Regions from separate parts of the Homo sapiens genome. Here regions 2 and 3 are each linked to region 1. The links are chromatin loops, found by intact Hi-C in ENCODE. Cell type or tissue: Caco-2. All regions are shown on one strand. Each heading gives the region's core, and the rest is flanking DNA. Links, peaks and the distances in the headings are about the cores only. Region 1 has its middle 27 kb from the start of DMRTB1. Region 2 overlaps GLIS1 (GLIS family zinc finger 1). Region 3 overlaps GLIS1 (GLIS family zinc finger 1).

Region 1 (8,348 bases), core at 1,871-6,870:
TCCGCCACTCACATCCCACTCCCAGAAGACCAGTAGATGATGGTTTATCCTTCACAGAAACTGGACCAGAGGGGATTCTGATGCAGAAACACCAAGTGGCTATTTGGACAGGAAGGTGGAGATGCTTCTCTGGAAAAACTGGCCTCTAGAAATGGGCATTTTGAGCCCACCCCAAGAAGCTGACTTGCCCCTAGGTCACCCCAGTGAAGCTCATAGTCAACAAGCCTCACCCGTCCAATCAGGCTCACAGAGCTTCCCATTGGCTTTTTAGTGCCTCACTCTTATACCAGTCATCTACCAAGGATCACCAGGAACAAACAAACAAACAAAAGCTGGGGGAAACAGAGATAATGCAGGCAGCAGAAAAAAACCAAAACCAACAAACAGAAAAGATAACCAAAATTAAAGCTCTGATAGAAAGTTTGAAGGTAAGAGAGTAAGCACATAAATGAAAAATAGGGAAAAATTAATGAGAAGGTTTGAATATCAATCCAGGAAGTTGGTATCTGACCAATAAAAATTCCCGGCTGGGCGCAGTGGCTCGCACCTGTAATCCCAGCACTTTGGGAGGCCAAGGTGGGTGGATCACGAGGTCAGGAGTTCAAGACCAGCCTTGCCAAGATGGTAAAGCCCCATCTCTACTAAAAATACAAAAATTAGCCAGGCTTGGTGGCGGACACCTGTAATCCTAGCTACTTGAGAGGCTGAGGTAGGAGAATCGCTTGAACCTGGGAGATGGAGCTTGCAGTGAGCCAAGATCATGCCACTGCACTCCAGCCTGGGTGACAGAGCAAGACTCCATTTCAAAAAAAAAAAAGTTCCGGAAAGGGGGAAAAGAGAACATGGAGGAAAGAACGTTATCAAAGAAGCAACAGAAGAAAAATGTTGAAGACCAAGGGATATAAGCCACCAGCTTGACAGGGCTCACTGAGTGCCCAGTGCTACAGATTAAAAGGGCCCGTGCCAAGACATGGCATTCGAAAAGTTCTGAAGAGCAGGGATGAAGGAGGGATCCTAAAAGGAGAAGGAGGAGGAAAAAAAGAAAGCCTCTTACAAAAATATGAAACAGTATCTCATCACATTTCTCAAAGCAACACTGGGAGATAGAAAACTGTAGAGCAAAAGACTTAAAATTTTTCAATGAAAGCAATTTTTAATCCAGGATTCTATGCCCAGCTGAACTATTAATCAAGGGTGAGCATAGAATAAGGAATTTTCAGACGTGCGAAAACTACAAAAAAAAATTGTTTTCTTTTTTTTTTTTTGAGACAGGGTCTTACTCTGTCACCCAGGCTGGAGTGCAGTGGTGTGATCTCGGCTCACTGCAGCCTCCACCTCCCAGGCTCATGAACCTCCCACCTTGGCCTCCCCAGTAGCTGGGACTACAGGCGTGCACCACCACACAATTTTTGTTTTGTTTTGTTTTTTTAGAGACAGGGTTTCACCATGCTGCCCAAGCTGGTCTCAAATTGCTGAGCTCAAGTGATCCACTCGCCTGGCCTCCCAAAGTACTGGGATTATGGGTATTAGCCACCGCGCACTGCCAAAAAGAAGTATTTTCTAAATTTTTTTTCAAAAAGTTATCAGAGGAAAGCTCTCCTAAACTGAGGGAATAAGCCAAGACCTCTTGCAAACAAGGATCCCAGTGCAGGAGAGTGGCAAGCAGAGTCCAAGTGGACAGCTGGGTTGTAGGAAGTGGAGGGCTGGTCCAGGGCTAGCAGAGCCAGATGCTTGGATGCATTGGTGGGTATGAGAGTGATGTGAGAGGTGCTGGACGTCGCTATTAGAAGGTCTGGGGAAGAATTAGCAATAGAAACGTAGACAGCTAGGCCAGTGAGAAAACAGGCAATTATTAATTCCAGAAAACGGTAAAAGCATGAGGAAAAGAAACTAATCAGATTACAGTACTTGGATTAGTAAATATTTACATAATCATGACAACATAAATCCAGAATATCGATTTAGTGAAAACGTATGTGCTCTGACTACCAGGAGCTGGGGAAGAGGAAGTGTGGGAGCGTCGGGAGAAAGGCAGGTTCCCACTGCCCTGCCCAGGAAGCCCATAGAAATGTCTCTCGGAGGAGCGAGAAACAGCGATTTTTTGTTTGTTTGTTTTAGACGGAGTCTCACTCTGTTGCCCAGGCTGGAGTGCAGTGGCGCAATCTCGGCTCACTGCAAGCTCTGCCTCCCGGGTTCACGCCATTCTCCTGCCTCAGCCTCCTGAGTAGCTGGGACTACAGGCGCCCGCCACCACACCTCACTATTTTTTATATTTTTAGTAGAGACGGGGGAAACAGCGTTTTTAACATGCTGGACTGAGGTATGAAAGGGAAGACAGAAGCAGCTTGAGGACTTGAGCAGCTGCCTCTGGAAAGTGGAACTGGGTTGGAACTGGTTGAGATGGGGATAATTTGAGGACTGTTGGTTTTCTTTCTTGGCCAATAGTTCCATTAGATTTTTTGAAACAATGTGTTTATATTACTTTAGGAAAAATAAACATGAATGATCAGTAGGTATAATTAATCCATCCTGGCAGAGAAGACACGGAGGCTCAACAAGTCTAAGGGACTCGCACAAGACCCTGGCGTGGCCACGTCAGGATGGTGCCAGAGCCCTCCACTGCCAGGTCACTCTTGGTGCCAGTGACCAGAAGCATGATGGCAGGAAGGATGAACACTGGAACCTTACCACGCTGACTCTCAAGAGGCAAGTCCGCTTGACCCTCCAACCCTGGAAGAACAGCTTTTAAAAAGTTCCATCCATTTACAGTATGGCTGGTGAAGTCAGCTGAGTTCAGAAGAAATGTATGACCATAATTTTTATTTATTTGATCCAAAAGCTTTACTTTCAAAGAGAGGGATAAATATGAGACCAGGGGAAATTCTTCTCAATCATCATGAATTCCCAGGCCACAAAGCAGGGAGGACAATTTCCATAATATTCCACCTTATTCTGTACATGTTTCCAGGCAGCCTTTGATGCTGCAGCTTAGAAAGCAGCCCAGAGCCTCTTGCTCTAAAACAAATCAGCAGCTCCCCGCCTCCCCTTCCCCACCGCCTCCCCTTCCCCACTGCCTCCATCCCCACCCATTTCCACCAAATTTTGCAACCTCAGCTCCCACCCACCCCACTCCATTGCCTCCTTCCCAACCTGCATTCCAGTGGGGACAGCTTGACACTAGAGTGTGGTGTTCGGGGGGTGCCAGGGCTCCTGCCAGGAGTGGGTTCACAGAGTTCACCAGCCATGGGAGTCCTCAGGATGGTGGGAGACTTTCAAGTAAAAGGACAGTTGCAGAGCGGTGTGAGACACGCCCAGGCTCTCCCAGCCCCAGTTTAAGGTTCAAAGGCCTTGGTGAGGGCTCTGCCCCTCTGTACCTGAGCCCTGGCCCTCCTCCTGTCACTCAGCCTTCTCCCTGGCCCTGCTCTTTTCAGCCTTGCCTCTTGCTTCCAGGCCTTTGTCCGTGCTGTTCCTTCTGTCCGGAGCACTCTTCCTTCAAGCTTCCCAGGTGCAATGATCACATTGCACTCATTGCTTGCTGTAGGTGAGTGTCTCCCCTCTAGCCTGCGAGTCTCTCGGAGGCTGGACTGGTTGTAAATTCTCTCTGAGCACCCTGGGCACAGCAAGGGCCCCCCATGGGTTGATGCCTGTTAAACAAAGGAAGAAAGGGATAAATGTGACTTTGGGGCTCGGCAGCAGCAGTCCAGCCTCGTGCCCTTAACAAGCTACCTTCATCTATAGAGTGGCTTCTCATAGGGTTGTCTCACACCCAACCCTGCCTTCAGATCCACTTGGGGCAAGTACTCCAAATGCAGATTCCTGGCCTCCCCACAGAGCATCTAACATTGGAAGCCCCTGCACCAGGGCTGCATTTGGACTCAGTGCTCTTTCTGTGAGGAGACCGCCTTCTACTGGGCTGGTTTGTGTATCTGCAGCTCCTAACCCTGGTCCCGTGTGGTTTCTGACTGGGTACTCGCAGCAAATAGAGAAGAAACAGCCCACCCTAGCCCCAGAGCCCAGAGTGCAGCCTTCCCTGCAGCGGGGATTTTCAGGCAGGTGAGCGTGAAAGCATGCAGTGGCCTGTGCCTCAGTTTCCTCACCAACATAGTCCTGGTGACTTCCCACGTGCTTGTGGAGGTCGGGCTGGTGAATAAATATCCTCGGAGCTGGGAGGCGTCCTTACAGGCAAGAGCACTCACGGGGCCCCACGGGGCATGGGTGGGGCCGGGCAGGGAGGCATAGGCCCCGTGGGCCCTCTCTCAGCCCGTGCCTCCCATCCACCCCTCCACTTCCACACCACCTGGGTGAGGAGGGCACCACCACGGACCAACGGAAATGGGGGCCTAGAGGGCACTGGCAGGACTGGCCGCAAGTCTCTGATGGAGGACAGGAGAGACCCTGCTTCATGGAAACTCAAAATTGTCATCGCAGCTCACATCCCCTTGGAAACACATTGAGTAAAGACGAGAGCGTCCCAGTCTCCGCTTGGAGGAGGGCTTGGGCTAGGTCCTGGCGCCCCCTCGCGGCCACTCCTTTGCCTTCCCCACAAGCCCCTGGCCATAAATAAACCAAGTCGTCAGGGAAGATTGGAACCCAAAGAACCTTGGAGGCTGCTGATCCCCGCTGGCCCCCACAGACCCCTTCCCTCGTCTCTTCCTCCCTATTTCTGTCCTCCTGGTGATAGCCTAATTTGTAAAGGATGTGTTGACACTCACTTGTCTCTTACCACCTCACGATCACTCCAATACCCTTCTTGTTCTCTTTAGTGCCACTCTCAGCCCACTACTCGGAACCCAGGCCTCTCCCGCCTGTCCCGGCTTTCTTTCCATCCCCCGGCTGCCTCCTTTTCAGGCTTCCGTCCCTGTCCGCAGGCACCCTGCCCCTTAGGACTGCACACCACATCTGCGCGGACAGCATCCGCTCTCCATCCCCAGTGCAGGGTGCCCTCCTGAGCTCAGCCCCAGGAAGCTGCCCCCCACCCCTTCTGCAGCTTCTCACAGACATTCCTGCTCAGCACCCCAAAACCCTTCTCCTACTTTCCCATCTCAGCACATCACCCACTTAGGCCAGAGATCCGGGTGCTGTCCTGATTCTTGGCTGAGACTCCCCTAAGAAGGGGTCTCACAGGCTCCAAATGGCACCTGGGTCTCCAGAGCCAGCTCAGCAGACAGCACATCTCATCCCTGTTAGCTGGCTGCATACACTGGGTGTGCTGAGTCTCCCGGAGGTAGAGGCGAGTGGGACAAAGTGAAACTGCGTCCTCCTGACCAACAGACAGGGATGGGAGCTGGCCCGGCCCAGGCCCGGCATGGCCTCACCATACACTGTGCCTGCGCTCCCTGGACTCCAGGCCTCCGAAGATGCTGTTCCTTCTGCCTGGGACACCCTTCTGTACAATACTAATGCCTTCTTGCTCCTTGACACCAAGCCCGTGTGTCACTTTTTGGGAAGCATTCACTGATGCCCAGGCTGGTAGCCTCTAAGGCATGATCCCGTGCGACCTGGCCCCTGCCTCTCAGCCCTGGGGAGTTTCTATTAGCTCCTCAAATATGAAAACCTTGTTCCCGCCTGAGAGCCTTTACACATGCCACTTTTTCTGCTGGGACCCACCTCTGTCTACCCTGTCCCTTGTTTCCACCAAGGAAAGCTTCCCTGCCTCTTCCAGCAGATCAGGGTCCTCCCATGTCCCCCAGACCCAGTCTCCCTGAATCTCAGTGCTGCTCCTCGGGGGTCAGTCTGCACACATCTGTCTCCTATAGAAATAACGATAACCCTTCCCAGCACCTGCTCTCCCACTGAGGCCTAAGCACTTTGCATACATTCATCCTTTATCACATGTCATAACCCCATCGTTACCCTTGTTTACAGATGGGGAAGTGAGGTCCTATGTCCTCCATCCAAAGCCTGAGTCGAGCACACGATCTGTGCCGGGGAGGGCTTCCCGACCCAGAGCTCTGACAGAACAGACGCCTCCAAATCTTGTTTAAATGGAAAGCAGCCTCGGGGCCGTTCCCACCACTGCCAGCCCTGGATGAAGGCCGGGCAGCCCCTTTCATGCTCTTTATTCTTTTGAACAAATTGTGAGTTTTACAGGATATCCAAGGCCTGTGGTGGCAAACACATGTTCCCATGGTGAGAACCATTGGACCTGCTGGGCACAGGGCTGTGAGTGCAGCTGAATGGCCACCCAGGCCCCTCCTGCCCCTGCTCTGCTGCACCTGGGCCCCCTTGAGCAGGGCCACATCCTAGCTGCCCCATTGGCCACTTCAGAGAGAGGACACAGCTCCCCTACCCCACCCTGGTGTCCCCTTCACACCCCTGGCTCCCACACTCACGGGCCTGACCCCCTCCCACCTCTGCAGAGGCTGCAGCCTCACAGCAGCCCAGGAAAGGGCACTGCTATCATTCCACTCGCAGAGAAGCCAGCTTAGAGAAGGGGAGGTAACTTGCCTGAGGTCACACAGCTGGGTCGGGAAGAAGCTGCGAATTAGAACTCAGGTCTCCTGGCTGCAAAGCTGATGCTCCCCACAACAGCATCATCTATGCCACCAAGGCCAAGAAAGCAGAAAGGTCTGTGTCCCTTGTGCCCTTCGCGTTGCCCTGCATTTACACTGAAAAAGCTGGAAGCGCTTGGAGGCAGAGATGCTGCATTCCAGGCCTGGCTCTGCTCCTCGGGAAGTCACTCACCTCCCCAGGCCTTGGTTTCCCCTTCTGAAAACAAGGAGGATGAACCTGCGCTGTGTAGCCCCCATGCTTCAAAGAACGCAGCCTGGCTGAGTGGCCTCAGGCACTGTCACCTTTCCCGGGTCACACCGCTCTGGATGGTGCCTGTTAGTAAGAAGGTTCTCCACATCCTCCTTCCACCACTTTTGCAGGTAGCCCTCAGGAGCATCCATAACAGCTGAGGATGTTTTAATCTAACGTGCATTCTCCAGCCACAACTTTGATTTTCAAAATAAAGTAACAAGTGCCCCCTAAAAACTGTGAAACTATATAGACTCAAAACGAGCAACCCCCTCTTTTCTGAGGGCCATATTTGGGGAGAACCTCTTGCCTCATATTGAAGCACATGTAGTAGCTGCCCTTCCTCAAGGGCCTAGGGGAGTGCTCTGGCTGCCGGAGGCCTCCTCTGGGGCTTGGATCCTAACACACTTTGAAGCCTGGGGCGTGTTCGGACCTGCTTGGCATGACATTCAAGGCCCTTCCGGCATCTGTTCTCCAACCGCTTCCAGCGCATCTCTTGCCCCACCCTCTCACCCTGTGCTCCAGCCACATCTGCTGGAGTCCCTCCCTTAGCCCCCCAGGAATACTTTGCCCTCAAGGGGACAGATGTTTGGAGGGGAGGGCTACAGAGCCCAGTGGGTTGGGGCAGGCATCTGAGAAGATGCCATCAAGCTGAACCAGAATGAGGACGAGCCAGGCAAGGAGAGCATTCCTGGGAGAGGAAACGGTAGGAGCAAAGGCCCAAGGTGGGGACGAGCTCAAAGGAATGGAGAAAGGCCAGTGTGGCTGGCATGCGGGGGGTGAGAGAAAGGAAGGGGAGTAGCAGGTGTGGGGAGAGGTGGACCAACAAGGACCTGGGCAGTGACATCCACAGCAGCCCTGCTCCCCGCAGCGTAACCTGCATGCCCACATGCCAGAGGAAGAGCACGAGAACCCCAGGATGCCCCCAGAGTACCCTGTAGCAGAGAAGGCAGCAGCACACAACACCACACCATGGGTGAATGTGAGCAACGTCATATTCAGTGAGGAAGCCTCGCCCCAAAGACTACATCCTAAAACAGCTGTTCAAAAGACCATCTAGGCATACACATGGATGCAATGAAATCCAACAAGCAAAGCAAGTGCAGGAGGCAAAGGGATTCCGGGTTCTGGCTGCTGAGGCCGGAGAGGTGAGAGTCAATGGGGGTCCGCTGGCTGGAGGTCAGATACTGTCCGGGCCTGGATTTTTGTCTGGAGCAATGGATTCATGGGTGCTTATCACATTATTAAAAACAAACAAACAAACAAGTGAAGGTGTCCTGGACCAATGATGAGTGTCTCTCATGTACCAACCTGGTGGGGGCCAGATGGCTCCAAATCTCAAGGCCCAGGCCAAGGGTCAGGGGGTTATTTGAAGAGCAGTAGAGGCCATTGGTGGGTTGGGGGCAGGGGACTGACCTGATGCGTGTCGTGTGGGGGTGGTTACTCTCCCTCTGCAGGTCACAAGCAGATGCAGCCTCCACCCTGCTCCGTGTGCAGGGGGCTGACCCCCACAGACAGCATCTCCTGGGCTCCTGCACTCTCTGGCTTCCAGTAGGAGACCAGCAGGCAGGAGGTAACAGAATTTGGAATTCTCCTCTGAAAGGTAC
Region 2 (6,290 bases), core at 1-5,000, 150 kb before region 1:
GAAGCCCACAGCAGTGCTCCTGGTCCTTGAGACTGGCTTCCCAAGCCTGGAGGTTTATAAATATTCACTGAGTAAACCTGAGTATGCTGTCGGCCCAGGATAGCGGGCTGGAAAAAAAAAGCCCCACCCTGTCTCCGAGGTAAGACAGGAAAGAAAATATTATCGTCACCCTCTGGTGGATCCAGCTCTAGGCCTCCGTCAAATTGTGAATCACCTGAGAGTCTGGTTTCGCTGCAACCACAGAAAAGGGCCAGGGTTCCAACCAAAACAGCCTGTGCGCATCTGCTTGGAATTTACTGATTGATTTATGGGGTGCCTCCTGCCAGCCCCGAGAGGGACAGGCGTTCTCAGAGTGGCGGCTCAGTCCAGCCTCCCAGACGGCTGCTGCCACCCTGCGGGCCAATGGGAGATGGGAAGGAGAGCAGCCTGCAGGGAGGGGACACCTCCGAACGAGGGTGGGACTGGTGGAGCCCACTGGCACTTTCTGGATATGCCATCGCCCTGCCAGCCCGCAGCTCCCTTAGTGTAATGCTGGAGAGTGTGGCCAGTGTCATGTGGGTACTCTGCATCGGCTGGTGTGGCTTCATCTCTAGAATGACTCTGTGGGTGTAGGTATTATTGACTCATTTTACAGATGAGGAAACTGAGGCTCAGTCAGAATAAGGACTGGCTCAAAGTCACACAGTTAACCAGTGGCAGATCCTAGTTTCAATCCTTTGATTCAGGGGCCGGTGCTGTCAACCACTCTGAGAAACTGGAAGACCTTGGCGTCATCTGGTCCAAATTGTTCCTTCTGCCCTCCACTCCCTGCCCCAGTTTGTGCATGAGGAAGTCCAGACCACAAGAGGGACTGTGATTGTCTGAAACCTTCAGGTCACCCAGGGCCAACCCAGAGCCTGGCAGTCCCCCTTCTGCTATGACTTGCCTCCTGGTCAGGGCCCGCCTCGTCATGTGCTCCCCCGGCCACTCCCTCCAGGGTTTACCCTCGTTTTCATGTCCACTGGCTGCCCCTGCCCCACTCCTTGTTCTGGGTGTGGGGGGTTCTAGGGTTGGAAGGGGCTTATTGACAGGGAGGTAGGCTGGCCAGGTCCTCACGGGATGTGCAGTTGGGACATGGACACTGGACTCTCTGCCCCCAGACGCCAGGGTCTTTGCCATTGCTCCATGGGGCCTCAGAGGCCCTGCTGGGGTCATGAGGCTTTGGGATTGGGTGGCAGTGGGGTTGGGGGGCAGTGGGGAACAAGGGAGGACAGACTGGGCTCAGGACTGGCTTGGTCACAGCTAGATTCTCACTCTCTGTAGTGGCTCCTGGTTAACCCTGTGTGGGTCTCTGCGTCATCTTTCAGCTGGGGCCTGAACTGGCCTGGGGGAGGCCTGCCCCTTGGGGCCAGTGTCTGTTTTGCTCAGCTTGGTTTCCTGCAGGCAACACCCGTGTGGTTGCTGTGATGGGAACGGACCACGTTGTCTTTGGGTTATGGTATCCAGCACCATGCGGGCCTGTGGTTATCATCTGTCACAATGCAGAGAAACAAGGAACCCTCCCTTTCCCCGAGGTGCCTTCTCTGCTTCCCCTCCCACATATATTGCATCTCTCAGGCCAGGACTTCCCTGACCCTTACACCGTGTGGCCTCTGTGCTTCTCCCCGTGGCAGTCCCCACCACATGTGTGGCTCCAGACCACCAGAGTGATCCCTCTAAACCCAGATGGGATACTGGCTCCCTCCCTCTCTCAGGATTATAACGTTCAGGCTGCAGGCTTTGGCCTGCAGGGGCCAACATCTCCCATGGGTGTCCAGCTGGTCCCCTGGCACTGATGGCCCTCCAGCCAGGCCCCAGAAACACCAGCTTCCTCCATGCCCCTGTCCTCTGCACAAATGTATTCTGTTCCAGGAACACGCTTCTCTCCCCTGACTGTCTGGCCCAGGTCTGGCCATCACTGCTTGATACATGGTGAGAGCTCTGCAATTGGTAGCTGCGCAGGTGCTCACAAGGGGGATGGTGACATTTCCCCACAATGGTACAGTCACTGCGAGGCCACCAGCCAAAGCCTGCAGGACCCTTGTATGTTGGATGTGGAGTGTCTGTCCTAGGGCAGCCTAGGCCCTGCGGGTATTATTTTGAGTCTTGCCCAAGGTTATGGGTGAAAATGAGCAGCAAATCAGCCGTATGTGTACTTTTCTTCCCCTAAGACTGCAACAGTTTGACTTTGCCATCCTCAGGCTATAGTCCATATTCTTGAACCTCGGGTGTGGGAATGGGCTTTAAGGTATGTGCACCATCTTATCAGTGCATTCATGTGTTTTAGGGGAGCTGGGTCCACGGTTCTCACAGATAGAAGAGTGACCTCTCTGGTCTCATTGCTGCACTCACATCGTGTCACCCTCAGGGACCCACTTGTAGCTCCCCATCCCTGGGTATCCTCCCGTCATCACCCTCCTTCAGACATGAACATCCACTTGTCATTTATTCCTCAGTTTAGAGGCTCCTTCCTCCTGGGAGCCTCTTCTGACCTTGTGGCTGGGTGAGGTACCTGCTTGCCCCACAGACCCCTGTGGGGCTCTGGCTGTGTGGCCATTGCCAGCCTGCCGGGGGGAGCTAGGTGTCAGTGCCCACCAGCCCAGGGCTGGCACAGAGGAGCTGCCCAGTGCACAGCAGTGGAAGTGGTCTCCTAGGGAAGAAGCCAGTGCATGTTGGTGAGTGGGAAGGCCCCACTGAGGAGGCAGCATCCTTCTGTAGCTCCCATGTCCAGTCACCCTCACGTCCTGCAGCAAGCGCTCACTGCGACCTGTTGTACGTGAGGGGCTAGGGACCCAGAGGTGAGTCAGACCTCGTCCTGCCCACGAACAGAAGGAGCTGAGGTAGGGACACTGCAGCTCACAGAGTAATACAGGAGTGGTCCCTGCACTGAGTGTGGCCCCTTAGGAAGCAAAGTCAGAAACAGCGCAGGTGGAGAGTGGCGTGAGTCAGAAAATGCAGGTGAGTGCATGGGCTCCCAGAAGGCCCAGTAGGCGTCGCCGAGTGACTGAGTGAGGGAGCAGGTAGACTGAAGACAGGTGATGCTCAGGGTGAGCTGAGAGGTGACAGTGATGAGTGGGCTGGGGTCAGAGAAGCCTGGGTGTGGGTGTCAGCTCCTTCACAAGTCCTTCCTCTTCTGACTTCTCTTCCTTGCCTTTCCATGCTCCCAGAGCCTTACACAGAATGTCCAATAGGAGCAGTGATGGCAGACGTCTTGCTTCCAATATCTATTCAGCATTTTACTACCAACTGTGATATTTGCTGTTGGCTTTTTGCAAATATTCTTTATCACATTAAGGAAGCTTTTTTTTTTCTTTTCGGGGTTGGTTAATGTTTTTATTTTAAAATCATGAGTGGATGTCGAATTTTTATCAAATGCTTTTTTCTGCAATTGTTGAGATGATCATAGGGTCTTCTTTTAAAATCTACTAATGTGGTGAATAGCGTTAAGTGATTTTCTAATGTTAAATCAACTTTGAGTTCCTTGGATATACCTGACTTGGTCATGATGTATTTTTCCTGTTTTTATGCTATTGGGTTTCATTTGTTAATATTTTATTTAGAATTTTTGTGTCTGTACTCATGAATGAAATTAACTTGTAATTTTCCTTTCTTATAGCCTCCTTTTTGAGGTTTAATGCCAAAGTTTTCCTAGCCTTATACAGTGAACTGGAGAGTATTCCCCCTTTTTCTAGTCTCTGGAAGAATGAGTATAAGAATAGAATTATTTCTTTCTTGAATGTTGGATAGCAATTACTGGAAAAGCCAACTGGGTCTGGAGTTTTCTTTATGGGAAGATTTAAAACCATTAATTCAATTATGTTAATATCTATTGGACTATTTAGTTTTTCCGTTGTCTTTATCAGTTTTGATAAATTATATTTTCCTAGGAATTTGTCCATTTTGAGTACATTTCACAAATTATTTGCTTGAAATATTCATGATATTCTGTAAACATCTTTGTATTGCCTGCAGCATAAAGTGTTGTCTCAGTTTTATTCCTGACACTAGTTATTTGTGCCTCCTCCTTCTTTCTTGTGGTCTTTGTCAGTAGTTCAAGAGCTGATTTTATTCATCTTTTCAAAAAACCAGCTTTAGTCTTGTTTATGATCCTATTGTAGTGTGTGCCTGTGTATATATATTTTCTATATTGCTGACTTTTGCCTTTATAGTTTCTCTTGCTACTTCATTTTGCTTTTTTTTTTTAACATCTTGTGGTGGATATTTAACTTATTAAGTTTCAACACTTCTAACAAACACATTTAAGACATTAAAATCATAAATTTTTTCTTAGGGAATATGATAGCCATATTCCAGAAGTTTGAATATGTAGCATTTTCATTATTAATTATTTCAAAATATTTTAAATTTCCGTTATGTTTTTGATTCCGGTTGTAGGCCATGTTTCTTAATTTCCAAATATATGAGATTTCTGATTGTCTTTTTCACATGTGGCCAGAGGACATGTTTTGTTCATTTCAATTCTTTGAACTATCGAGGCTTGCTCTATGGCCCAGTCCACGGTCGGTTTCCTAAGTATTACTGTGGACCCTCCTTTCACTTGCTCAAAGCCACCACTGCTCCTGCCGTTCTCCCTTCTCTTTCCTGCATCAATTTTTGCCCCTCTCCTGGATCATCCCTATCAGCATACAATCCTGTTGTTATTTCTTGAAAAAAGAATTAAAAAAAAAACAACAACAGAGACAACCTCTGTTGACTCTACATGCAACTACAGCCTCCTTCCCATTTGTCTAAGCCTGGACTCCCCTGAAAGCAGAGATTGTCATGCTCTGGTCTAGGTAATGTTCCTGGGAAGTGATCCCAGGGAGCAGGAATGAGATGGGGGATGGAAGGCGGTGGGGAGCCAATGCATTAATGAGCTGCAGGAATGCATCTCAGTGTTGTCAAGGGGAAGCGTTTATTCGTGGGCTTCCATACCCCTGGGTCAAGGTGGCTCCAGAGGCATTAACCCCCACCCACTCTGGGGTTGGACGTGTGAGGTGGCCTCGCAGGTGCTTGCTACTGTGGAAGCTGCCTTCAATTGGCCGCAGCTGCAGTGGCTGGAATAGCGGTGGGGCCGAGAGGATGTCACAGGTGCTAGAAGAGTCCAGAGCCCATTGTTGTCTATGCCCAATGTCTCGTTTCTCTCCCCGCATTCCCTCACAAATGAACTCTAGTGAGGCCCTCCTCGCTCCACCCTCACATTGGGCAATTCTCAGGCCTCATTTTGTCTGTCTTGTAAGCAGCCTTGACACAGCTGAGCGTTCTACACGCCTGGAAACGCTTCCTTCTCACAGCTTCAGGACGCCACTCATGCCTGGTTTCCTTCCCCTCTGGCTACTCTTCCTCAACTCCCTGACTTCTAAACATTGGCGAGCTCAGGGTTTAGCCCTTGGACCCTTTCTTTTCTTTTTATATTCATTCCTTTGTGGTCTCATCTGTATTACTGCATTTCAAACACTGTCTACTTGCTATGGATCCAAAGTTATCTCCAGACCTGAGCTGGCTCCTAAACTGCAGATCTGCTGGTAGACACTGTTCAGCATTTCCATTTGTGTGTCTAAACATGTCTAAAACTTTTGTGACCAGCATCCGGCTCCTGATGTCCTCCCCAAACCCGTTCCTTCTCCCATCGTCTCCATCCCAGGAAACGGCAACTCCATCTTTATAAGACTTCAGGATGAAAACTTTGGCGCCATCCTTGGCCTTTCTCTCTTACTCCCTGATAACTGATTTGTTGATAAATCCCGATGCCTCTGCACTCACAGTGGATCTGGAATCCAGCTACTTCACCCACTCTTGGCTGAAGCCGCCATGATTCTCTGTTCACTGGTGGATTCGTGATCTCATAACTGGTCTCTCTGCCATTGCACCCATTGGCACAGTGGCCAAAGTGATCCTGTTAAAGTGGTTCTCAGCTGGGGCAATTTCTCCCCCTATCCCCCCCACGCCGAGACATTTTTGATTCTCACACCTGGGTGTGTGCACGCATGCATGTGGATGTTACTAACCATCCTGCAATGCATAAGACAGCCCCCAAGAACAAAGAATTATCCAGCCCCAAATGTCAGTAGTGCTAGGATTGACACACGCAGTGTTGAGACACAAGAAATGTTGCTTTTCTGCCTAAAACTCACGAAGTCCTAATTTCTTCCAGACATGGAGGTAAAGGAAGAGCCACACAAGGACCGAGTCCCTCTGTGGTCCCCCGTCACACACATTCACACGCACTTCAGTCACACTCATTCACACCCCTCAGCCACACTCATTCACAC
Region 3 (8,348 bases), core at 1,747-6,746, 86 kb before region 1:
GTCACGTATGCTTGGTCACACAGCTAGTGCTGGAGCTGAGATTGTCCCTGCATCTGATGCCCCAGTAGGATGTGTGGATCTGGGAGGGGGCATTGAGGAGGATGGAGGAGAGAGGATTTGGGGAAGGAGACCAGGATAGGAAGTCACCCAATGTGGCTGGGCCTGGATCAGGGAGGAAGCCTGGCCTCAGAAACAGGGCCTTTGCTGAGTGTGGAGTGTGAAGTACCCGGGGTACACGTCTCCAGGAGCTGGTGAGGGGGACGGGTAGGAAAGGGGCGGTGGGCATCTGAGGTGAGGAGGCAGAGAAAGCAAGTCTGTCTCCTCTGAGGGTGTTTTGCTAAGCCCTGGGGTGCAGCAAGCACGGTGTGGAGTGATGACTTTGACTGTCCTTTCCCTGGGGACACACAAGAGCAGAGTGGTTTTGGTTGTTCGTGCCCACTGTACCCCCTTGGGGCCCTCTTTGATCTCCTCCTGACTGTGCATGTGCCCTGTGTCTTACAGAGGGGACCCGCAGGGCGGCATAATCAGAGGGCATTACAGAATCCTCCTGTGTAGCCCCTCCTGCACCCATCCCAGCCCAGTGCTGCTCCTGCATGGGTGTCACTGTTTGTGTGTGTTCATTCATTCACTCAATCCTGCATTCATTCACCAAGCACCTGCTCCATGTCCTGCCTTGTGCTGAGTGTTGGCCACACAGCCAGGAATCTTGCCCTGGAAGTGCTCATAGTCCAGACAAGGAGAGCCACTTGTGACCCAAGTCACACAACCAACCACGGGATGGATACCCTGAGGGAAGACAGGCAGGAGCTCAGAGGAGGGGACTTGGACACTAGGGCCCCGTGTGGGGAGGAAAGCTTGATAAGAACTACCGAGGTGCTAAAGGACAGGAAGGGTGTCCCAGGAGAGGGACCAGCATAGGCAAAGCTTGGAGATGAGAGTTGTGTGAGGCCCAGAGCATGGAGTGATGGAGGAGGCCAAAGAGGCAGGCAGGGGCCCGGTGATGGGGGACTGTAGATGTCAGACTGAGGAGCTTGGGCTTTGTCTTCAGGGCTGCAGAGACCGCAGGAGGGTTGAAGCAGGGGGGCGTGAGGCGTGTGTGAACAGAGGCTTGTGTGAGCTTCCTGTTCCCCGTGAGGGCCAGCGCCCATAGGCAGCCGGGATGTTAATTGCAATCTGTGCTCCGTTCTTGATAACTCACAGATAATTTAATTCTAGAAATTTTTCCAAGAACATAGTATCTTTAGTTGCCATTTCCCAGGGTTTAATAACCCCTTTTCTCCAGATTTATATAGGCTGCTGGAAAGTACTGTGCTTGCAAGCAGTTTTCCAACTTGGCCCAAGTATCCTCTGTGTTGGGCCAAGGTGTCCAGTGAGGGCCCAGATGAGATGTGAGGTTCAGACCGGGGCTGCCCACCCTGCCCCCGGAGTGATCACACCATTTGTTAAGAGAGTTGCTGTGAAGGAGCCTGACTGTGGGCGAGGGAAGACATCCTCCCTCCAACGGGCCTGTGGCCAAACCTTGACTAAACTCAGCCCTCCTGCCCCAGCTTTTTACCACATTCACAGCTAGACCCCATGGCCCCATGAGGATCACAGTGCCCCTTGCTAATGGTACAGCTGGAATGACAAATGTGGCTTAGACACAAGGCCCAGGTGGGGCTGCTTCCTTTACTCATATTGGGGACCAGCAGACATCATGACCCACCAGCCTCTCCAGGCAGAGAAAGGGTGAGAAACTTCTTCCCCAAAACTAGTCCCCAGGGCTTGCTGTGCTGTGTGACCGGGGGAAAGTCACTTTACCTTTCTGAAGCTTCTGTTTCCTCACCTGTACAATGGTGTTTAGGTGGGTGTCCCAGAGCAGAGCCTGAGAGGGGGATTAGTATACAGGTAATCTCCCAGGGGAGACTGCGTGGGAGGCCCTGCTGCTTGTGGCAGTAATGATGCCTGTCTTCCAAGGTGAGAAGTGTTCATTCATTCAATAATCTTATTGAGTACCCAGAATATGCCAGGCCATGTGCATGTTCTGGGTACAGAGCGGTGCATATTCTGGGACAGAGCAGTGAATGGGACCTGAGGTGAAGGCAGGCTGGATGGGGCAGTGGCAGGGGAAGCTGACCAAAGGCCCAGTGATATGTGTGGAAACTGAGGCTCAGAGCTGTGCTGGACCAGGGAGGGCCTCACGGACAGTGCCCTGGAAGGAACTTGGAACCAGGACCACAGAGGTGTGGGTGGTCTCAGAGTGGTGAGGCCCCACCCAGATCACGGAGTTCTGCCATCTGAGTGCCTGGAGCCGGCTGCAGGATGGAGCAGCAGTTGGTCTATCTTTGCAGGAGCTGGCTGGCCTGCAGCAGCTGCTGCTCTAATAGTCATTGCCTTACCATTTGTAGTGCATGGAATGGAGCAGAAAGGATGCCCTGAGTGTCTGTTTATGCTGTTTCTAAAAGAGCCCCTTAGATGCCAGGCTTGCTGAGCAACCAAGGAGAAATCTGTGGTCTCCAGCATTAGCCGGAGCCACTCCGAAGGGATGTTTTCAGGGTATACCAAGTCCATTTCTAGGAAAGCACTGAGGCTGCCTCCCTCAAGAAGCTCCGACCCTGACACCCTGGCTTCTGACATTCCTGTGTCTGAGGGCCCATGTGTGCATGCATCTGCGTGCTCCTCACACCACGTCTCTAACTGTGCATGTGTGTGTGCGTGTACATGTGCATGTGCTTGTGTGGCACATTTGTATGGTTGAACGTGTTACATGGGTCAAGATGTCATGTGTCCTCCTGTGTGTTAGTTTTTGACCATGTAACTATGTGTACGTGTGGCTGTGTGTGTCTGCACATCTCTGTGTGTGTCCATACAACGTAGGTCTGGGAATGTGGGCTCTATAAGCCTGAGGAGGGCACCATTCCTTCAGGCCGGGGTGGTCAGAGGAAGTACACCAAGAAGGGTGGGCTGGATTGGGCCCTGGAGAGTGGACATAAATTGGAGGGGGTGGAGGGTCTCCCCCCACCGCCACTGTCCTTCCCCCATTCTCAAAGCTTAGAGGGAGAAAGCTATTGAAATAGGTTTCAGCTCTGTACCAGGATGGACTTTCTAACAGGCGGCACCTTCCCCAGCAGACAGAAGGGATGAGGTTTCCATCCCCAAAGTGTGGGAGCAGAGGCTGGCCTGCCACTTGGTAATTGAGCTCAGTAAACATTCGCTGAAGCTCTGTATTCCATACCAGGGCTCGCATTGGACCCTGGGACACAGACATAATTCAGCTTGAGTTCCAGCCCTCAAGAAGATGGACCCATAAACTGCTGGTGGTAACCTGTAAGACTGGTTCTCCAAAGAAAAATACAAAACACAGTGACTGAGCCTTTGGTGTGCTAGGCTCTGTTCTGAGCACACTAACACTTTTGAGCTAGGTGCTGTTTTACAAATGACAGACTCAAGCCCAAGCAGTGAAGCAGCTTGCTTGACTGTGCCTGCAGCAAGCAGAGGCGCAGCTAGGATTGGAGCCTTCACCCCTGAGACAGGAGGCCTTGGGGCCACTGACCCTCCTCCCTTGCCCCAGCTCCAGGCAATGGGGTCAGCCAGAGCCAGAAAGAGGCATGTTTCTGTCCCCAGAGCTCATATGTGTCCAATAGGTTCCTGTGCCATCCTGCTGGCTCCTTGCCAGCCATTCTCTGAGAGCTCTCAGCACTGGGCTGTGTTATTAATCACCAAGGCCTGGAGGCTGCTGCAGTGCCTGCTGAGAATTTTAATCCACCAGGAATGTAAACGTCCCCTGACTGCACGGAGGCTGTTGGCCATGGTGCCACCTGATGTAGTTGCTCCTATGACAGGGCTGGAAAGAGTCTCCCCACTGCAGCCCAAAGGGAGGTGGGCAAACAGGTAGAGAGGACAGCTGGTGTCGTGGAAGGAGCACTGGATCAGGTGGATGGGGTGTCTGGGTCCTTGCCCTGCCAGTGACTGCGCTGATCTTTATTAATAGTAAAAATAAAAGTAGTAAATGCTCAGTGTTTCATACATGCCAGATACTGTGCTGCAATAGGATGAGCTCCCAATACCCACAGGGGAGGTGTCACCATTCTCATTTTACAGATGGAGAAATAAATGGAAGCTTAGAGAAGGAAAGATACTTGTCAGGGCAATGCTCTGGGAAGTGGAGACACCAGGATTTGCATAAGTACTATTTGGCCCCAGAGCCCTGACTCATGTTTAATTTTTTAATTATATCATATTTGATATATTCAAGAGAATACATGCAAATATGTGTAAGCAATAAAGCATAACAAAATGAACATCTGTGAATTCCTGGAACTACTGCCTATTTTCTGTTTAGTGTTCGCTGCTTTCTTTAACATGATTTCATCACACATATGTATCCTTAAACAATATATTGTTTGGTTTTGCTTGGTTTAAAGCTTTATAAAAATAGTCTCATACTGTATGTGGTCTCTGCAGTTTTTTCACTTAATATTATATTTTTAAGATTTTGGCCGGGCGTGGTGGCTCACGCCTGTAATCCCAGCACTTTAGGAGGCTGAGGCGGGCGGATCACGAGGTCAGGAGATCGAGACCATCCTGGCTAACACGGTGAAACCCCGTCTGTACTAAAAATACAAAAAAAATTAGCCGGGCATGGTGGCGGGCGCCTATAGTCCCAGCTACTTGGGAGGCTGAGGCAGGAGAATGGCATGAACCTGGGAGGTGGAGCTTGCAGCGAGCCCAGATCGTGCCACTGCACTCCAGACTGAGTGACAGAGTGAGACTCTGTCTCAAAAAAAAAAAATTTTTATCCATATTATTGTGTGCAGCTATAATTCATTCATTTTCACTACTGTATACTATTACATTCTGTGAATAACTCAAACTTTAATCATTCTCTTGTTGATGGACATTTGGGTTGTTTCAGTTTTCTGCTAGTACAAACAACGCTGCTGTGAATATTCTTGTTCATGTCTCTTTTTGAACCTATGGAACATTTTCACTAGAATGTGTGCCTAGAAATGAAATTGCTGGCTTAGGGAATGTATGAAAATGCCGGCTTGTTTTCAAAAGTGGTTGTTCCGCTTATACTCGCACCTACAGCATATTGAAGTCCTGTGGTTCTATGTCCTCAAAAATGTTATGTAACTATGCCAGTTTGGCAGGTGTGAAATGGCATCTCGTGGTCTTAATTTTCATTTTTAGCTGATTACTAATGAGGTTGAGCACTTTTCACAGTTTATAGGCCATTTGTGTTTCCTCTTCTGTAAAAGTCCTTTCACGTCCTCTGCCCATTTTTCTATTGGTTGTTTGTCTTTTTCTTATTGATTTATAGGAATTCTTGATATTTTCTGTCAGTTTGTGACTTAGCTTCACTTTCCTGATGGTATTTTTTTTTAGTAGAAGCTTTTCATTTTCATGAGTGGAATTTATCAATCTTTCCTTTTATTGTTTGTATTTTTGTGTCTGCAGTAAAATGTCCTTCTCTACCTTAATGCTACAGATAAATCCTCTGATAATGGGAGGGCTTATTTTACATTTTTACTTTCACATTTATTTTTAATCCATTGGAATTAGAGTATATGGTATGAGGTAGGAATCCAGTTTGATTTGTTTCCAGCTGGATATCCAGCTATTCTGGGAGCCGTTTGTTGGATTGCCTATCTTTTTACTAGTGATCTGCAAATCCAGTGATCTGTAGTGCCACTCTGTCATATATCAGAGACTCTGTATATCTATGAGCCTATTTCTGGGCACTTCTGTTCTATTACTGAGTTTTTCTACCCCTGCACCAATACCACAGCACATTAATTACCATAGTTTCATAAAAAGTTTTTGCTAGTATCTAGTAGAAAAGTCCATCCCCGCTATTTCCCACCCCAGTCTTGTTTTAGTGTTCCTTGGCTTTTCTTGGACTTTGCTCTTCCATATGTGTATTTTGGAATCAACTTTAAAATTTCCACGAAGCCAGGTGCAGTGGCTTACACTCGTAATACCAGCTACTTGTGAGACTGGGGTGGGAGGATTGTTTGAGGCCAGGAGTTTGAGACCAGTCTGGGCAACATAGTAAGACCCCCATCTCTAAACAATTTTTTTTTTTTTTAAATTAGCCAAGAATGGTGCTCGCCTGTAGTCCCAGTGACTTGGGAGGCTGAGGTAGGAAGATTGCTTGAGCCCAGGAGTTCAAGTCTTCAGTAAACTATCTATTATAAATACCAGTGCACTCCAGCCTGGGTGATGGAGTAAGATCTCAACTCAAATAATAAAAAAAGAAAGAGAGAAAGGAAAAAGAGGTCAGGGAGAGGGAGGGAAAGAAAGAAATTTCTATGGAAAACCTTGATTAGATTTTGATTGGAATTCCATTTACTCTATAGATCAATTTGGTTGGGGGGAACGGGAATAGGACCTCTTTATATGATTATTAATTCTTATTGTTCATAAACATGTTCTTTGTGACTTTCTACAGTGTTTTATATTTTTCTCTATATATGTATTATATATCTTTCTTTTAAAGATGTATTATAAGTCTTCTTATGCTTTTTGTTGTGATTGTGAATTTTATCTTTTTTAATTACTTTTTTATTTGTTCCTGGTGAATAGAAATAAAATCGCTTTTTAAATATTTATATTATACCCAGCCAACTTGCCAAATTCTCTTATTATTTCTATTCATTTTTGTGTAGATTCTTTTGATATTTCTATATAGACTTTCATAGATGTGAATAAAGAACATTTTATTCCTTTTCAATTTTTATACTTTGTTTTATCTTTTTCAGAAATAATGATAGTAGACCTCCTTGTCTTGCTCCTGATTTTAAATGCTTCCAATATTTTACCATTAAGTGTAATATCTCCTATAGGATTTTTATGGACTCTTTCTCTCAGATTAAAGGCTTTTTTAAAAAAAAAAATAGACTTTCTTTTTTAGAGCAGTTTTAGGTTCACGGCAAAACAGAGTGGAAGGTACATGGAGTTACCCTATACCCCTGCCCTCACACACGCAGCCTCCCCTGCTATCAACATCTCACACCAGAGTGGTGCATTTGTTACGATCAACGAACCTACATTGACACATCATTATCACCCAAAGTCCATAGTTTACATTAAGGTTCATTCTTGGTATTGTACATTCTGTGGATTTGGACAAAGGTATAATGACATGTATCTACCATTATAGGACCACACACAATAGTTTTTCTGCTCTAAAAGTCCTCTGTGTGCTGCCTGTTTATCCCTCCTTCCCTTGGCAACCACCGATGTTTTCACTGTCTCCTTAGTTTGTACTTTTTCAGAGTGTCATATGGTTGGAATCATACAGTATGTAGCCTTCTCAGATTGGCATATTTCATTTAGTAATATGCATTTAAGTTTCTTCCAGGTCTTTTTATAGCTCAATAGCTCATTCCTTTTCACTACTGAATAATATTCCATTGTCTAGATGCAACACAGTTTACTTACCCATTCACCTACTGTATTAGTCTGTTCTCACACTGCTATAAAGAACTACCTGAGACTGGGTAATTTATGAAGAAAAGAGGTTTAATTGACTCACAGAGCCACAGGCTTAACAGGAAGCGTGACTGGGAGAGCTCAGGAAATTTACACTTATGGTGTAAGGTGAAGGGGAAGCAAGCATGTCTTATCATGGTGGAGCAGGAGACAGAGAAGGGGGAGGTGCCACACACTTTTAAATGATTAGATCTTGTGAGGACTCACTCACTATCACAAGACAGGGGAAATCCGCCCATGATCCAATCACCTCCTACCAGGCCCCTTCCCTGATACCTGGGGATTACAATTTGAGATGAAATTTGGGTGGGGACACAGAGCCAAACCATATCATTCCACCCCTGCACCTCCCAAATCTCATGTCCTTCTCACATTTAAAAACCAATCACGCCTTCCCAATAGTCCCCCAAAGTCTTAACTAATTCCAGCGTTAACTCAAAAGTCTGAGTCCAAAGTCTCATCTGAGACAAGACAAGTCCCTCCCACCTACGAGCCTGTTAAATAAAAAATAAGTTTGTTACTTTCAATATACAATAGGGGCTACAGGCATTGGGTAAATTATCCCATTGAAAAAGGGAGAAATTGGTCAAAACAAAGGGGCTACAGGCCCCAGGCAAGTCCAAAACCCAATAGGGTAGTCATTAAATCTTAAAGCTCTGAAATAATCTCCTTTGACTCCATGTCTCACATCCAGGGCATGCTGATGTAAAGGGTGGGCTCTCAAGGCCTCAAGCAACTCCATCCCTGTGGCTCTGCAGAGTACAGCCCCCGCGGCTGCTTTCATGAGCTGGTGTTGAGTACCTGTGGCTTTCCCAGGCACATGGTGCAAGCTGTCAGTGGATCTCCATTCTGGGGTCTCCATTCTGTGGCCC

Evidence for each region. Hi-C counts contacts between places; a loop is a spot of excess contacts. Peaks named below come from ENCODE experiments on the same cell type or tissue, not always from the same donor. Only the 100,000 strongest peaks of a DNase experiment are listed, where the experiment ranks them.
Region 2: it touches region 1 in a loop (11-fold over the local background); 4 of 110 quality-filtered maps call a loop at or near these places.
Region 3: it touches region 1 in a loop (3-fold over the local background); 3 of 110 quality-filtered maps call a loop at or near these places.

What each region holds. Positions count from the first base shown.
Region 1 is chr1:53,481,808-53,490,155 of GRCh38, reverse strand. No RefSeq gene overlaps it. Among named protein-coding and RNA genes, the nearest start is that of DMRTB1, 27 kb to the right of the region's middle. RefSeq lists an enhancer at 5,709-6,329. In Caco-2, for the core only: a CTCF peak has its summit at 4,514 (motif pointing left); a DNase peak (open chromatin) is centred at 4,485.
Region 2 is chr1:53,633,479-53,639,768 of GRCh38, reverse strand. All of the region lies in intron 2 of GLIS1 (GLIS family zinc finger 1), which reads left to right. Among named protein-coding and RNA genes, the nearest start is that of GLIS1, 100 kb to the left of the region's middle. In Caco-2, for the core only: no CTCF peak of the experiment used is centred there; a DNase peak (open chromatin) is centred at 3,049.
Region 3 is chr1:53,568,006-53,576,353 of GRCh38, reverse strand. The region is part of intron 4 of GLIS1 (GLIS family zinc finger 1); the gene reads left to right. Among named protein-coding and RNA genes, the nearest start is that of DMRTB1, 110 kb to the right of the region's middle. In Caco-2, for the core only: no CTCF peak of the experiment used is centred there; a DNase peak (open chromatin) is centred at 3,763.